Linked DNA regions of Mus musculus: region 2 is linked to region 1. Evidence: chromatin loops called from intact Hi-C (ENCODE). Cell type or tissue: gastrocnemius. All regions are shown on one strand. Region 1 overlaps Aff3 (AF4/FMR2 family, member 3). Region 2 overlaps Aff3 (AF4/FMR2 family, member 3).

Region 1 (8,000 bases):
GACTCACGTTACTCTGAAGATGTTTCTTTTCGCAGCTGTATACAAGTCAGTAGGAAAAATGAAATTGTCCTTACACCTGTCAGAGGTTCAGAATCTAATATACCAAAGGTTCTGAAATAAAACTAATGGTCTCAGTGCAGAATACATTTTTCACCCGACCTGTCTTTAAGTGGGAAAATCTAGAGTCTTTACACTTCTATAATAATACCCTGTGTGTTATTTTTCATAGTGTTTTATGACGGTCATGAACAGGCCAATAAACGTGCAATTAAACACTGCAAATGGAAGAGCATCCAGCGCTCCACAGAAATCGGGACTGGCTAATGGCAGAGCCAGAGCTCAGTCGTGTGCACCTTTGTGCTAATAGGTCAGTGTAACAAAAGCGACTGGTGTGCTTGATCCAAACAGGACGTTTCCTTTTCTTTTCTTCCATCAGCATGATCTGCAGACACATAGTCTTGGCCCTGAGCGGCAGCGGCGTGCAAAGGACCTGACACATCGGAGCACAGGAGCTTTAGAGAGGACTTGGGTTTTTTGTTCTCCTTCCTGGCTGAGGGAGCAGAGAGATGAATGGCCTCCCACAGAGAGGCTGGCACACTGCTTTCTGTAATTCCTACCTCTTTGAAAGGCCGTCCTTCCATAGAGCAAGCCTGTTTTGTGCAAAATGGCAGGGATGAGAGCTCACTGTGTTTGAACAAAACAGGTTCCTGGGCGTGGAGCAATCGGGATGATTTGCTTAGAGAAACTGAAATCTACACCAGACAGAGGAGCAACGATGGCATCAAATAGATTTCTCTTTCTTGCGATACCCCCTGTATCATTTGGCATGCCCTAACTGTGTCCTTGGCTTTCAGGTGCTTGTTCCAAAAGAAGGCCGATGGTGCAAGAGGTTGAATGTTTCCTTTTCACACACAAGCTGTTTGTAGTGCTAGCTTTACAGAGCTGGGTGACAAACTCAGCTTCCTGCACGCCAGGCAAGTGTTCTCCCGCCTGCTCCCTTCCAGTCATCACTGTTGGTGGGGGATGTTAGGAGACTGGGGCTCCCAGGTGTTGCTGTCTGCACACACCCTGTTGAAGCAGCTAGACAGTGTTTAAGCAGTAAAGATCCCTACGCAGCTTTGTTCTTTGATGGATACTGACTGGAATCCTAAGGAGCTTGGAACTTGGTGTCTCCAGAGGGGAAGCACCCTACGCCGCATGCGTTTCTGACACCACTCAGAGTACCTTTCTCAGGCTGTGCTGGCTAAGGCAGGCAAGGTTTGAATCATTTAAGCAACTTTTATTGAGATGGAAAACCATCCATCTCACTGCTGTTCTTCTCTGCGTTGGATGTTTCAGCAATCGATTTTAGCAGGGCCTGAAGGTTTCAGTAAGAGAAGGATGTATCCTTTTCCTTCCATCCGACCTTTCTGTTTTTCCATCCATCAGAATAAAGTAGGGACCCAACCTGAATATGCAATGGAAACAGTTCCCTAAGAACAAAAAGGTGGGGTCCAGCTTTGCTGCAGCAAGGTCTCCCTCAGGACAGCAGTGCTGTGGAAAGGTCCCCAGAGTGCCCTGCCTATGACAATAGGGCCTATGCAGACATTCTACTTGTTTCCTTTGATTAAGTCATGCTGTGGGAGATTCACCCTCTCATATGCAGGAATCTTCCCTTCCTCTATAAAATTAAAATCCTTTTAGCTAGGAGAGTGCGCCATGTAATTACCTTACACATGGTAAGCCCCAGTCCCTTCCTGCCATTCACACTTACCATGCTCACGGCCTTCAGTACTGCGTGTTCCAGGGAGCCCTCATTCAGCTCAGGAGGGATAGCTAGCTCTGCTTCTGCTCCTGGCATCATGGGGACAGATGGGACATTTGGTAGATGGGCTGGGTGCTCTGGTCGTGACCGCCTCTTCCATGGAAATACGGGCAGAGGACAGTACATCCTTCAGAGAGCAGCAGGCAGTGCTGGCCTCCAGCCCCACTGGCTTCTAACACAGCAATACGGCTGGCAGGAGCCGGGCTTCATTCCTAGCCAAGCCTTTCACCATGTAGCTCCATGAATTCAGTATTTCTGGACTGAGGCTTCCCATGCCATATCTCTCTCAATTCTCCCCGGCCAAAGCTCCCTGTCACTAATTACAACACCAAATAATACACAGCTCGCTGCTTTGCACTAATAAGACCAGCATCTAAGCTGCGGGTTGAACCAAGCACCGCCGCTCCTTGATATAAATTCTCGGATCCTGTCTTTTCAAAGAAAAGTCTGTTTTCCACCTTCCTCCTGAGGCTGTGGAGTAGTAATTGTCCCTGCTTTTCATGCTTTTGTGGAATGTCAGGGGAGGAGGGGCTGTCAGACTGCTGCTAGTCTGCGCCTGCAGCTTACCAAGAGCAAGCCGACCTTGATTCAGGTTCTAAAATAAGAGCTAACCCCTTCAGTTCATTTGCATCCTCAGAGCACTAACTGCTGCTTAATTGGTAAGAAACATAGGAAGTGAGGTGTGGAAGGCATGAATCTAAGCGCTCTTTCATGCAAGTTTATGGGAAAAGAAAGAAAGATGGAAAGATCCAGGCCCTCCCCTGGGAAAGGTATTTATAAGTCAGCTATATTTATTCAGCACCCATTCTTGACAGCCTGGTGGCTTCAGTTGTCTGAATTGTATGTTTATTCAACCATTAACAGTATTTATAATACAAAAGGATGAATTTCCTTTTTTAAAAAAAGCTATGTGCAGGGGAGTCGTCCCCCTCTGTGGAGAAGGGGAGAAGGGTGGAGGAGGTCTGGTGAGAGCCAGGACCCAGAGGAGAGGGAGAGGGGAAGATGTGACTGGGTTGCAAAGTAAATAACTAAATCAAGGAATGAAACAAACTAACTAAGCCAGAGTGTGGCACCTGTTACTTTTTGGATCTTTCTAGTTGTTTCCTATCAGCTTCTCAGTGGCTCTGCCCTAATGATCTGGCACCCTCCCTTTCTTCTCCTGGCAGCTTTTCTGTTCATCTCAGGCCCCATTGATGCCCCAGTGAAGATAAGCCAAAGAAAGTGGAAGGGGCTGAGGACCTTCTTGACCAGGAAGCTGCCAGGGCAGAAAATGTCAGGTAAAAGAGGAAGAAAAGGAAGTGAGAGAGGAGGAAAAGGAAGTGAGAGGAGGGAAGGAAAAGAGGAGGAAAAAATCCAATGGGAAAGGGGAGGGCAGGAAGGGTTTATTTGCATCACTCGCCTAGGGATGGTACTGCCCATAGTGGGCTGGGCTCCTACACCAACGGACACTCAAGAGAACGCCCCATAAACATAGCCTCAGGCCATTTCTTATGGAGACAGTTGCTTAACTGAGGTTTCCTCTTCCCAGATGTGTCAAGTTAGAACTAATTATGACAGAAGGGAAGGAAGAACGGGGGATGTGGGAGTACACATGAAGGGGGAAGAAGAGGAAAAGCTGATGGGAACTAAGATAAGGAACTAAGAGGGAAGAGAAGGGGCGGGAAGAGGAGCAGGTGTGACCATAGTCACAGTAGTGGTGGTTGTATTGGTCCACCATGGGCTTCTCTCCTCTGACTCTGGAGAATAACAGAATGAACTCATCAGTATATCCTGGCTGTTGCCTGTACCTGGCACATAGTAGGTGCTTTGTATATAGCAGCTGGGTGTGTAAGACATTTTGCATGTTAGGTGACTTTGGTCTCTCGAGGGACAGCTATTTTCATGGCTTAAAGGGAGAGACAATGTTGGTTCTTGGCCTTTCGAGTTTTTAGACTCTTCCCACAGCTTTCTTAGGCCAGTGGCTGTTTCTGTTGTGTGTTTATTTTTCTAACAGAGATTGCAAATCATTTGGGGGTAAGTGGACACTCCTCTCCATGCAGGGGGGTGTGGAAGAGTGCTTTTCCATTTCATTCTACCATATCCCTAAGAGAACAAACAGTCCCAGCACAGGCAACAGCCAGAGCTACACGGCCTGCCAACAGGCTCAGCCTCTTCACTGGTACAGACAAGGAATATAACGAGAAACATTTCCACTCATAAAAAGTTCTAGAAACTTCACATATTGGGCTGCTCTTTCTGACTCAGCCCTCTATTTTGACCACTGGGGAAGTCATTAAACTTATTTTCTCATACATACTTGTTTTTTCTTCTTATCTTTACTATGCTCCCCATATCATCTACTAGAAATATTTGGTGTTTTGGGCACCCCAGTGCCTAACACTTCTGTTACCAGCTATGAGTCGAAACCACAAATGCTACGATCACCTTAATTATCACTCTAATTGTGTCTGTTTTCAAAAATGACTAAAATTCACAGGGACAATTTCCACACAAAGTCCGAGAGAGACCACCTGACTGCCGTCCCAAGGGCCAATGAGCTCAGCAAAGGGAAAGCGACTAAAGTGGGTGCTGGAGCAGCTGAGGGGACGGGAGGGGAAGGCTGCATGCAGGGAGCTGGCACGCAGTTCCAGTAACCAGATGAGGAAGGGAGACCTCCCTCGCTCCCCAGATTCAGTTACCTTAGCACGTGATTTTTAAATGACACATCTGGCTTCCAACCCTAGAACTCTGTGCCCTGGTTAATGTATAAAAGTCTAATTAATACGTAAAAGATTACTACTCGACTTAGGTCTGACAGAGAAGCAGGCAACACATTCTATACTTGGGTGAGGATGAGGGAGGGCTGTCAAACAGTGAGCAGGGCTGTGATCCCAGCAGGGTGCCTGGGGTTCCCCAGATGTTGCTGCTTGTGTGGCACCCCAAACGAGGGAGGCAGTCATCACTGGTATTATTGATCTTTCTGAGAACGGGCTGGGATATCTTGAGAGCACGTTATAGTCTGACTTTCAGAGGGCTTTTGGCTTATAGTCTGTCACTGCAGTTGAACTGTAAGCCACCGGAGGGCAGGAATCTCCTGCCTGCTGTTTCTGGAGACTTCATTTATCCTGCCACATGTGGACATGCATTGTACTGCATGCTTTTGGGTCAGCTAACAACTGAAGGCAGGATTCAAGCTGAACTCATGAAACTCCACCTTCTGCCTCCTTGACACCTGCTTTCTCCCTGGAACACTAAATTATCTTCAGTCTCCAGAGCATGGCTGGCCAGTCTTCTTACTCACCTTCCACTCCTTTCTCCTTGCGAGCTGGTGCTGGCTATGGGAGATGCATTCAGGTTTTAGCAGTAGAAGTGGACAGATGATGTGGGGTTGGTTGTTCTGTATCAGGCCTGTTTACGCTGTTACAAAGAACCCACATCTTGCCAGAAAACAGCATTCAGGGGTAAATCAACATTATTCTTTGGCCATCCTAAGAAGCACTTTTGGTTCTGTAAATCTGATATCCCTTAATCCATATCCTTAGAAATAAGACTCACCGGGGGCTGGACAGAGAGCTGAGCAGTTAAGAGTATACCCTGCTCTTGCAAAGGGCTTGCGTTTGGTCTCAGAACCCACATTGGGCGAGCGATCCACGAATACCCACACTCATGGACACATACCCAGACAGATACATACATAATTAAAGAAGAAATAGGCCCATCAGTTCAGTTTGCCTCAGTTTCTTGAGGCCTTGGGTGCTAAACCCATTATCCCTGGTGATCCTGTTTACCCAGGGGTGGCCACAAAGTTAGGGCTTCCTTTGAGAAGGACATTTAAGTGACCGTATCGTGCAAGGGCAAATAGCCACATCAAAAATGGGAGGCAGCGATCTTTTTCTACGTCCTTCCCCCTCACCATATTAAAACTTACATGTCATCGAAGATCAGTTTCTGTCTCTTGCAGTCCCTGTGGCCATTGGAACCTGGAGACCATGGCTCCGTCTGGGGCCGTGACTTGCTATGGAGGGTGCCATTTTCAGAACTGTTGTGAGATGCCTTCTAAATAAAAAATGAGACAGAAGCCACTGAGGCATGGCTACTTGGCCGAGAGAGCGACAGATACCTTTTAACCCAGAGAATATCACTCTGCTCTGTACTAGACATGATGGTGATTTTGTTTCAATAAAGAAAAAGTAACAGGTTGTGTATTTTTTTATCCAAAATACTGGGGACCACAAGTGATTTTTTTTGGGAGGTAGAACCCAAGTCTAAGTATGAAACTCGTCTGTTTTTCTCCCCACGCATGTAGTGATTAGATATACATTAAAACAATTGTATGCTGTATGTTTTAAAACAGTTTTGTGAATCTATCCTAGGAGGAAGTCAGGTGTGGAATGACCCGATTGCAGAATTAGAATTATGTTGGTGTTCAGCAAGTTTCAGATCTTGGAACCCTGTGGCTTAGGGATGCTCAGCCTGTGCATGTCTAGGGATCAAGCTGAGGACTTCTGCACCGTTGTCAATTCTGTTCTCACGGTAATATAAAAAAGGGTGTCTTATGCTCCTTCCATGGATGGGAGAAAAGACTGGGTGGGTTAGGCAACTTTCTCAAGTTCAAATAGTAACCATGGGTGGAGGACCTGGGCTTGTATTTTTCCCAATTTAGATACATAACAGAATCATATGGAAGCCTGCTAAAACAGATCGCTGACTTAGCTTCTCCTTTAGTAGATCTAGGGTAGGGTTTAAGGATTCTCTCTCTCTCCCCCCCCCTCTCTCTGTGTTTCCCTGTCTGTGTCTCTCTGTCTGTCTCTGTCTCTGTCTCTCTCCAGATAAGGTCTTAATATATAAATCTGGGCTGATTTTGAACTACCTCAGCCTGCTGAATGCTAGGATCACAGGTGTGTGCTGCTGCCACAGTCCCCGTGAGAATCTGGATTTCTAGGCTAGGGACAGAGTGGCGGGCTCAGTTTCACTGGGTTTATTTAGAAAGAAAGGGCCTTGACAAACCGTGAGGTCCCCAGCAATCGTCTGCAGCTGACTCTCAGCCTTTGGCTCTTTGTTGGAAGACGCTGAAGTCAACAACCCGTTGCCGTGAGGTCGGCTGGAAGAAGTCAGGTCCTCGCTGGCGTATTTGTGTTTACATGTGTCTGAGAGTGGCGAAGTGGGCGACCGGAGCATCTTTTCATTTTTGTTTATTGGTATTGCCAAGCTGAAAAGAGAAACAGCAACGGAGCGTCCCAGTCTGCACAGGGAAGAGAGGCCGTGCTTCTTGTACTGCCCAGCCTCTCACTTAACATCTGTTGGCAGGAAGAAGTTTCTTGGGAATTACTTTGGAGAAGTGACTTTATGGCACCAGGATCACAGTAAACAATAAACAGAGCTCATGCTTGGTTTCTTTACTTTATCGGGACGCCCAGTAATCTGGAGCTCCTGCCAATGAAGGACTGAGAAGAGTAACATGTTCACACTCCCAGTGCTCCATCAAGGGGTCTACAAATACTGAATAAGTGAGCTGTTCCTCACGAGCCTGAGTAGCTGGGAAAAGCCAAGCAACAGTCAACAGCAGTAAGCTGTACTCAGTTTCTTAGAGGATCCCCGCCGGCCAGCGACTGAGTCTGTAGGATACAGTCACAGAACATCAGGGTGACTCCAAGGCCTGAAGCCACCTTCCAACCACTGAGTGTCTGAATTCACCAGGCACCGATCAGAATAAACACACAACAAAGCAACTGGTACCTGAAACCACAATTTCTGATCCTCAGCTCTTACTTTTTACCTTAAAGACGATTGTCTAGTCTTAAACAGAATTTCTCCAAATCAACCATCAGAGAAGACAGACAGACTGACACTAAAGTCTTACCGTGCCTACGATGATGCTTCCTGCTGGGGAGCTATGTGTTTTGCATTAGGAAGAAGAATTGTTTGTGAAGGATGTGGTATCCCGAAAGAGTCAATCACTGCTAACCAAAGATGCCCATAGAGTCACCTAATACAATTTACACAACAGAACAGTAAAACCAATGAAGGTTTAGCCGGTGACTCCTGGGGTTACGATGAGTTAATTGTATGTGTTGGTTATCAGAGCAAACAAGCCATTAAGTCACTTCAAAAGCAATTTCCTTAGCTAGTAGTCACAGTGGGGACCTTAAGCACTATCCTCTAAATTAAACAGCAAAGTTCTTTAACATCATGCAAATAGATGCGTGTGGAGACAGAA
Region 2 (8,000 bases), 180 kb after region 1:
CTGAAGCATTCCTTAAGATCAATCTTAACTTTTTATTTCTAGACAAAATTCGAAACGCTTAAAAACAGACGAAAAGGCCTCGCAGGACAGGTAAACACTTTAGTAAGCCAAAGAGGAGCCCTTGGCCTCATGCACTGCAGCGACCATGGCGAATACAGTCGACAGGAACAGATCCCAGCAGTTCAGGGCAGCACTGCTTCAGCCCACTGCTCTGATGAAGTCACCCTCAGTAGGTTAACGTTCAAGTCATTAGTTAATTAATCCCATCAGTGTGTACTGAGCTCCTGTATATTATGTCAGGCAGGATGCTAGGCACAGATGAGACAACCTGGGGGCAGACAATGGCCCTGTACGTCGTGGACTGTCTCAAGCCACCGGGAGTTAGGGGGATGATGGCTTCCTCAGAAATCCCAGGCATTGCCTCAGGGATCTGGCTTCTGATTTGTCCTGGGAACTTTACCAGTCTGGACGTGATTGGGGAAGTCCCAACTGAAGCTCCTTGGTCTGACATGAAGTCACAGAACTCTTCATTTTAAAGGAGCACAGTATGGCATTCTGATACATGTAGTGTAAAATGACTAATACAGGAAAGCCAGCAATTTTATAGTTGCAAATACCATTTCTTTGTGCTGGAAACACTCACAATTCTTTCTCTTAGATATCATCAACTATGGTCACTGCAGTATGCTACAGAACACTAGGATTCACTCTTCTACTTATGTGTGTTCAAGCATCTGTGATTACACTGTTTTCTTTCTGCCTTTCCCAGGATTCCTCCTTTTCCCTCTGCCTTTCCCATGAGTCCCCTGCTTTCCCTCTGCCTGTCCCATGATTCCCTCTGCTTTTCCCCTGCCTGTCCCAGTCTCTGCTGACCTCTGTTCTACTTTCTAGTTCTGAGAGAAGTGTTCTTTATTTTTGTTTCTGTTTGTCAAGATGGGGTTTCTCTGTGTAGCCTTGGCCCCTGGAACTCTGTCGACCAGGCTGGCCTCAAACTCAGAGATCTACCTGCCTCTACCTCTGCCTCCTGAATCCTGGGATTAAAGGCTTTGCCACCACTACTCAGCTGAGATAAACTTTCTTAAAAGATTCCACATCAGAGTGAGATTGCACAGTGCTTGTTTTCTGTTCTGGATTTTCTTCAGTGAACATGATGTCACCCAGACATACACACACACACACACACACACACACACACACACACACACACACACAGAGAGAGAGAGAGAGAGAGAGAGAGAGAGAGAGAGAGAGAGGTCTCCCACATATTGATTGAATTTCTATTGTACACAGCGGCAATCATGGCGCTGCCACATACAAGAGAAGTCCTAATTTTAGTTTTCTGGGGACTCTACACACTGCTTTTCACAATGGTGGTACTAATTTACATTTTCAACAAATGCATGTGTCCCCCCTTTCTGTGTGCTCGTTAACATTTATTGTTGCCTTTTTGATAACTTAGGCAAACACCCTCCCTAATGCAGCCTTGTTGGGAAATAAGTGGATAGGGGGCGGCAGCTCACCATCTGGCAGACAGAAAGCACTTTATGTTAAGTGCTAAATCTTCACAGGAATGCCACTTATAATACATGACATAGTAACACTGAGCATCTTTCCCCCCTAATAAATCTCCCTCATTTCTGAAAAGAAACATAATATTATGTATTGTGGAGCAGAAAATGAGCCTCTAGACATCTGAAGGGTGGAGGGGTCATCTGAGGCTTCAGGAAGACAACAGAGGGGATGCTTAACTTCAAGTGTTCCCACTCTGGGGTATCAGTGGTACAACCTATGGTGTTCTTTGCATCCACCAACCAATATTGATAAAATCTACCGTTTGCATATAAGTATACTGATGTTCTTGGTGAATAAAAACTAGTTCATTTGAATACTAGCTGTCCTCTTAGACATGCGCTAACAGGAGCTAGGGACGAGTATATGGGTTGTTAGCTGATCAGTTGGTTCTGGATGTGTGCTTATGTGTGGGGGAGTACACACGTGTGGCACATTATGTACATGTACATAATGGCCAGGGGACAACCTCAGGTGTCAGTCCATGGGTACCCTCCACTTATTTTTGGAAAGAGGGTCTCACACTGGCCTGGAACTCCATGAATACGCTAGCCAGTAAGCCCTGGGGGCCCCCTGCTTCCACCTCCCCTGAACTGGGATTATAAATCACACTGTTATGTTTAGCTTTTTAACATTGGTTCTAGAAATTACATTCAGGCCCTCATGATTGCACGGCACACACTTTGGTGGTTCAGGCCCCATTGGTTCTTGGTAAGTCTGATAAAATCCCAGCAGCTCTTTGGTTAGGACTGAATTAGCCATGCCTCTAATATCTCAACTGCTACAACATACCCAGTGTGCATGCCTTTTCTGAGATAGAGAACACTTATGTCCCTAAACAGACAATTGGCTTTTCGGACAGTCAACTTGGTTGGGAAGGTATCATATTAGATTTCCAAGCGCAAACTATACATTCTTTCCTTCTGAGGTCACAAATGAAGCTTTCTACAGACTGCAAGTCAACGTTAGGGGCTGTCTTAACACTGGTGAAGCCACCAAGCTCTCACCCACCTCCATTCTGCCCCATGATTAATGTCCTTAGTCATGCAGGGTCCTTTATCAGAGGACCAGGCACAGGCCCTATTTTTCTGACAAGCTGGTCATATCCTCCTGTGAGAAAGAGAGGTCACCTCACTCCTCTGTAAGTATGGAGCCCGTGTCCTGCAGCTCTGCCGGCTCAGTGTTGTGGAATGCTGCCCTTGCATGGTCCTGGGTGCTCCTTCCTCGAGAAGGACGTCCAGTCGAATACAAGGTGCTTGGTCTCACTGGTCCAGCACAGGTGCTGTGTATATCAGTGTCGTTGCAACCATAGGGTGGGAACCCTTCCCTTAACACCAAAACAGCTGACCCTGAGATGGAGGCTTACATTTCCACTCCCAGCTGACCATCACCTCTGCGCTAAGGCCAAAACACAGCATGTACTGGGGAGAAGCAAGCAGGCAAGACTGGAGAAGCACTTCAGAACAAAGAAACAGACGTCCTTGGAGCGTCAAGATCACCAGTGACAGGAAACGGATTCTAGAAAGCAGGTCAGATATAACTGATCCACCAGCAGGCCCAGTCTAGGGCTTGTATTGTACTTTAATGCTTGTTTGTTTTTATATCACATGGCAGATACTGGAACTCTGCTGCAGTGTAAAAAAAACAATAGGAGATGAGCAAGCAGCTGATAACGACTCGGGCGTGTGATCCAGTTACAAAAGCAAGCCGCCACCGCCACCCCCACCCCGGCTAACTGCAGAGCCTCAGTCAATACATCCAGGAAAGACCACAGAATCAATGACAAGGCTAATTTAACAGAATTAAGAAGTGGCGTTAGGGAAAAAAAAATTAAGGAAGTCCACATAACTGCAATTACCATATCCTTTTAATGTTGCTTAGCAACGATATATAAAAATGAGATATAATGTCGGGAACTTAGTTTCCCGGACAGAAACAGTGCCTGCCTCAGCAGGGCTGTAACTCACTTTTCTCCAACTGCAACTCCGTGGGTTGCTGTGGGTGGTGCTACTTCTGTAATACTTTCTCTTACACGGTCATGTGTTTGTGTTAGTGCATTAAAATGCCGGATTTGCTTAATGAGTGCCTGGTGATAATACAGCCACAGAATGAGAGGGCTCTTATTCCATTTGCTTCTGCAGATCACAGGTCCACTCCACAGGCAGGAAAAGTCAACAGGTAAGAAAGGATATAAATCTAAACTCCGAGAGACAACGGGGAAGGAAGGAAGGAAGGAAGGAAGGAAGGAAGGAAGGAAGGAAGGAAGGAAAGAAGGAAGGAAGGAAGGAAGGAAGAAGGCTTTTGTCTGTGTGTGTTTTGAAGGTGCATGGGAAATAGTGTTTCTTGAAGTGTTTTGTTGGTTTTGTTTTGTTTTAACATAAGAAAGATGTTTCTAGAAAGAAGACAGCCTTTGAGGCTCCAAGGCAGATCCCAGGACTTGGGAGGAAAGGTATGTTGGTAAGGAGGGAAAGAAACAGAAGAGGGTATTGGGGGAGATGCAGAGTGACAGGGGTGGGGGTTGTTAAAGTGTCCTGTTCTCGGTGATCTCAGGCAAGGTGGAAAAAGAAAGGCTTCTGTTTCTAACCAGCCTGAACCTCCAGGAAGCAAAAAGGGTTACAGGTGAAAGGAGTGTCACAGGCATGGTTCATGTCATCTTTCTCCATCTTCAATATCTTTCAACAGAACCAGAATAAACTCAAGGACATCACATAATCTATCCACAGACACTCAGCTAGCAAGCCATAAAGCTGAAAGTCAAAAGCCTGTCTGTCTTCAAGAAACTGAACACGGGAGGCAAAGGAGGCTACTCAAGATTGTTGCTGTTGTGTGTGGGAGTGGTCTGGAGTTGCCTTCATTTAAGGTGCAAGGAGCACAAGTGTGCATGTGCGTGTGCGTGTGCGTGTGTTGCTTCTTCTAAATGTGTAAGCAAATGAAACCCAAATCCTTGCCCAGTAAGCCCTGCTATATCTATGTGCACACTGGCCTTGCATGCCCCTGTGGCTTTTGTGAGCTACCTATTCACTGTTATGTGTGGTCATTAACTCCTTTAATATAGGGTTGTATATTCTATTTTAAGGCAGTTTCCTGCCAAATACAGCACTTTCTGGAGGAGTTCTCCAGTAACTTCTGATGGACAATGTGTGGGTAGGATAAAGGTCCCTTCATTTTATAAAAACCCTAGGGGATTAGTCTGCTACATGCTCAGTACCACATGGGCACTAGCATCTATAGTGGGGTATAGTAAGCATGCTCAGTACCACATGGATACTAGCATCTATAGTGGGGTATAGCGAGTGCTCAGTAAGCATGCTCAGTACCACATGGATACTAGCATCTATAGTGGGGTATAGCAAGTGTTCAGAAAGAATGCTCAGTACCACATGGATACTAGCACCTATAGTGGGATATAGCAAGTGTTCAGAAAGAATGCTCAGTACCACGTGGATACTAGCACCTATAGTGGGGTATAGCAAGTGCTCAGAAAGCATGCTCAGTACCACATGGGCACTAGCATCTATAGTGGGGTATAGTAAGCATGCTCAGTACCACATGGATACTAGCATCTAAAGTGGGATATAGCGAGTGCTCAGTAAGCATGCTCAGTACCACATGGATACTAGCACCTATAGTGGGGTATAGCAAGTGCTCAGATAGCATGCTCAGTACCACATGGATACTAGCACCTATAGTGGGGTATAGCAAGTGCTCAGAAAGCATGCTCAGTACCACATGGACACTAGCATCTATAGTGGGGTATAGTGAGTGCTCAGTAAGCATGCTCAGTACCACATGGGCACTAGCATCTATAGTGGGGTATAGTAAGCATGCTCAGTACCACATGAATACTAGCATCTATAGTGGGGTATAGCGAGTGCTCAGTAAGCATGCTCAGTACCACATGGATACTAGCACCTATAGTGGGGTATAGCAAGTGCTCAGATAGCATGCTCAGTACCACATGGATACTAGCATCTATAGTGGGGTATAGTGAGTGCTCAGAAAGCATGCTCAGTACCACATGGATACTAGCACCTACAGTGGGGTATAGCAAGTGCTCAGATAGCATGCTCAGTACCACATGGATACTAGCACCTATAGTGGGGTATAGCAAGTGCTCAGTAAGCATGCTCAGTACCACATGGATACTAGCATCTATAGTGGGGTATAGTGAGTGCTCAGAAAGCATGCTCAGTACCACATGGATACTAGCATCTATAGTGGGGTATAGTGAGTGTTCAGAAAGCATGCCCAGATCAGCCTTATACACTCACAATCCAGGACCTTCCTAATGTACTAATGGATTGGTGGGTTGTAGTTAAGGCTCTTGGTGATTTTAATCAATACTGGCACCTGTAAACCAACCTCACAGTTGCTGAATAAGCCAGGCCTCCTACCACTGGGTGGTCTGCAGTGGAGTGTTCAGTGTGAAGAGCAGGTGAGGGGAGCCAAAGGTAACTCAAAGGCAGCTGAGCATCCTCCTGGTTGCTATACAATGCCAGAAAGTTCTGCTTATCCCCCTCCAGGATTTCTAACCTCACCACACCTGTTCCCTCGCCTCGGAAATCATTTCAACACTTAAGCTGTCTGGCAGTCGCCGAGTATTTGTGGAATACCACAGGGCACAGAGCAATAAAGTTATTGCTTACTGAAGTCAGGAACTAAAGTGAAGGCAAAGTGCAGGATTAGTCAGAACGCCTGGGCAGACCAGGCCCATGTAGAGGCATTAGGCTGCTAATCCTTCAGCTGACTGGGGAGAGTCTTCGCTTTGGTTATTTCTAACACGGCACCCGACAGACTGTGTCCTTGCATTAGTCGAGCTGGGTTGATGCAGCTCCCTATCTCTGCAGGACTAAATTGCCTCTGACCTAGTGGGTTAAGGCAACACACGTTTATGACCTTAGAGGTGAACGCCAGGGTGTCTGCCGGGCCACTTTCTGTCCTGGAAGCTCTGGGAGAATTTGGCCCTTGACCCTTGAGCTCCTAGAGGACATGTGCATGACTGGGCTCATGGCTGACCTTTGTCTTCCTCACCTGCCACCCCTCTGTTTCTCTTTATCTTCATCTCAGTTCACTTCTGAGGGGCTTTGTGGCTAAGCTGCCTTTAGAAGACGCCCCAGGGCCATCTCCAGTTCAAGGCAAGCTGATCAGCAACCTTAGTTGGAGTACAGCTCATAGCCAACTCATGTCTTCTGGAGGCTGGGATGTGGAGGGCATCCTTCTGCCTCAATTTATCTACAGAGATGAATGCAGAGCCATGTATTCTATGGGTATGAATAACACAGTCTGATACTTCGAGAACCCAGTGCTCTACAGGGATGGTGATAAACACGTTAAAATAATGGTTGCAACAACAACAAAAAAATAAGCCTTACATCTCATTATATGATTTATAGTTTACAAGGCACTTTGAATATCCATCTTTCTTGTGAGAACCTCAGACCTCCATTGCAAGACAGGTAAAGAAGGTTTGATTAGCTCTGATTTATAGACGAGAAGACTAGGATGCAGAGGGACTTTTCTTAAGGCCATAAAAACAGCAGATTCCAACCCAGGGATGCAGATATCAGATCTAACACTCTTCTTACCCCTAGTCTGCAAAGAACTCATGGCAAGTGTCCCAACTGCTACACTGCCAAAAGAAGAGATCCTGTTTTCCTTCTGTACATGGGAGCGGGGGAGGAGAGGGGAAGCAGATGTGAGCTTGTCCAGAAACTCAAACATATAATTCATGCTCCTTTCAGAGGAGAGGTTCCAGGCATCAGGTTCTCCACAGACCACACCAGACAGTGACAAGATGGGGGAGTGTTACTTCTGCAAACAGAGTCACTGTGCGGCTGAGAACACCAGAAGATGTGGTAAAGAGACATCCTGGCTGTTGCTCTCCAGAGTCTTTGCCATCCTAAAGGAGGGGTGCTATGTGGTGGCCCAGCCTCCTGTGAACGATGGTAGGTAGGCATGCACATCGAAATGCTGAAGTCAGCCAGGTGGTGGTGGTGGTGCATGCCTTTAATCCCAGCACTTAGGAGGCAGAGGCAGGCGGATTTCTGAGTTCAAGGTCAGCCTGCTCTACAAAGTGAGTTCCAGGACAGCCTGGGCTACACAGAGAGACCCTGTCTCAAAAAAAGAAAGGAAAAAAGAAAGAAAGAAAGAAAGAAAGAAAGAGAGAGAGAGAGAGAGAGAAAGAAAGAAAGAAAGAAAAGCTGAAGTCTCACTTTCTTATAACATGTCACTTACGATGACCATACTGTCATCCTCCCAGGAGTCGTCATTTATATGGAGACTCCATGAGCAGAAATGTCTTTGTTCTTCTACCTTTGATCTCCCAGGGTTTCCTACTAGACAGGAGGAGGAGGTCAACCCCAAGGGAAGCCATGCCACAGTGATTCCTGAAATGGGACCAATCCCGGTTGGTGACCAGGTAAGAGGCGCAG

What was found. A loop is a pair of places that touch in the nucleus more often than their neighbours do. Peaks named below come from ENCODE experiments on the same cell type or tissue, not always from the same donor. Only the 100,000 strongest peaks of a DNase experiment are listed, where the experiment ranks them.
Region 2: a loop joins it to region 1, with 2.3 times the contacts of the local background. A loop is called at or near these places in 2 of 42 quality-filtered maps.

Annotation. Positions count from the first base shown.
Region 1 is chr1:38,198,100-38,206,099 of GRCm38, forward strand. Aff3 (AF4/FMR2 family, member 3) reads right to left here. Exons shown (of 22, transcript NM_001290814.1): 14 at 6,791-6,992; 15 at 5,712-5,839. Among named protein-coding and RNA genes, the nearest start is that of Gm16150, 17 kb to the right of the region's middle. In gastrocnemius, a CTCF peak has its summit at 4,868 (motif pointing right); DNase peaks (open chromatin) are centred at 566, 916, 1,960, 2,896 and 1 more place; H3K27ac peaks cover 2,237 bases.
Region 2 is chr1:38,381,415-38,389,414 of GRCm38, forward strand. The region is part of intron 5 of Aff3 (AF4/FMR2 family, member 3); the gene reads right to left. Among named protein-coding and RNA genes, the nearest start is that of Gm16150, 170 kb to the left of the region's middle. In gastrocnemius, no CTCF peak of the experiment used is centred here; no DNase peak of the experiment used is centred here.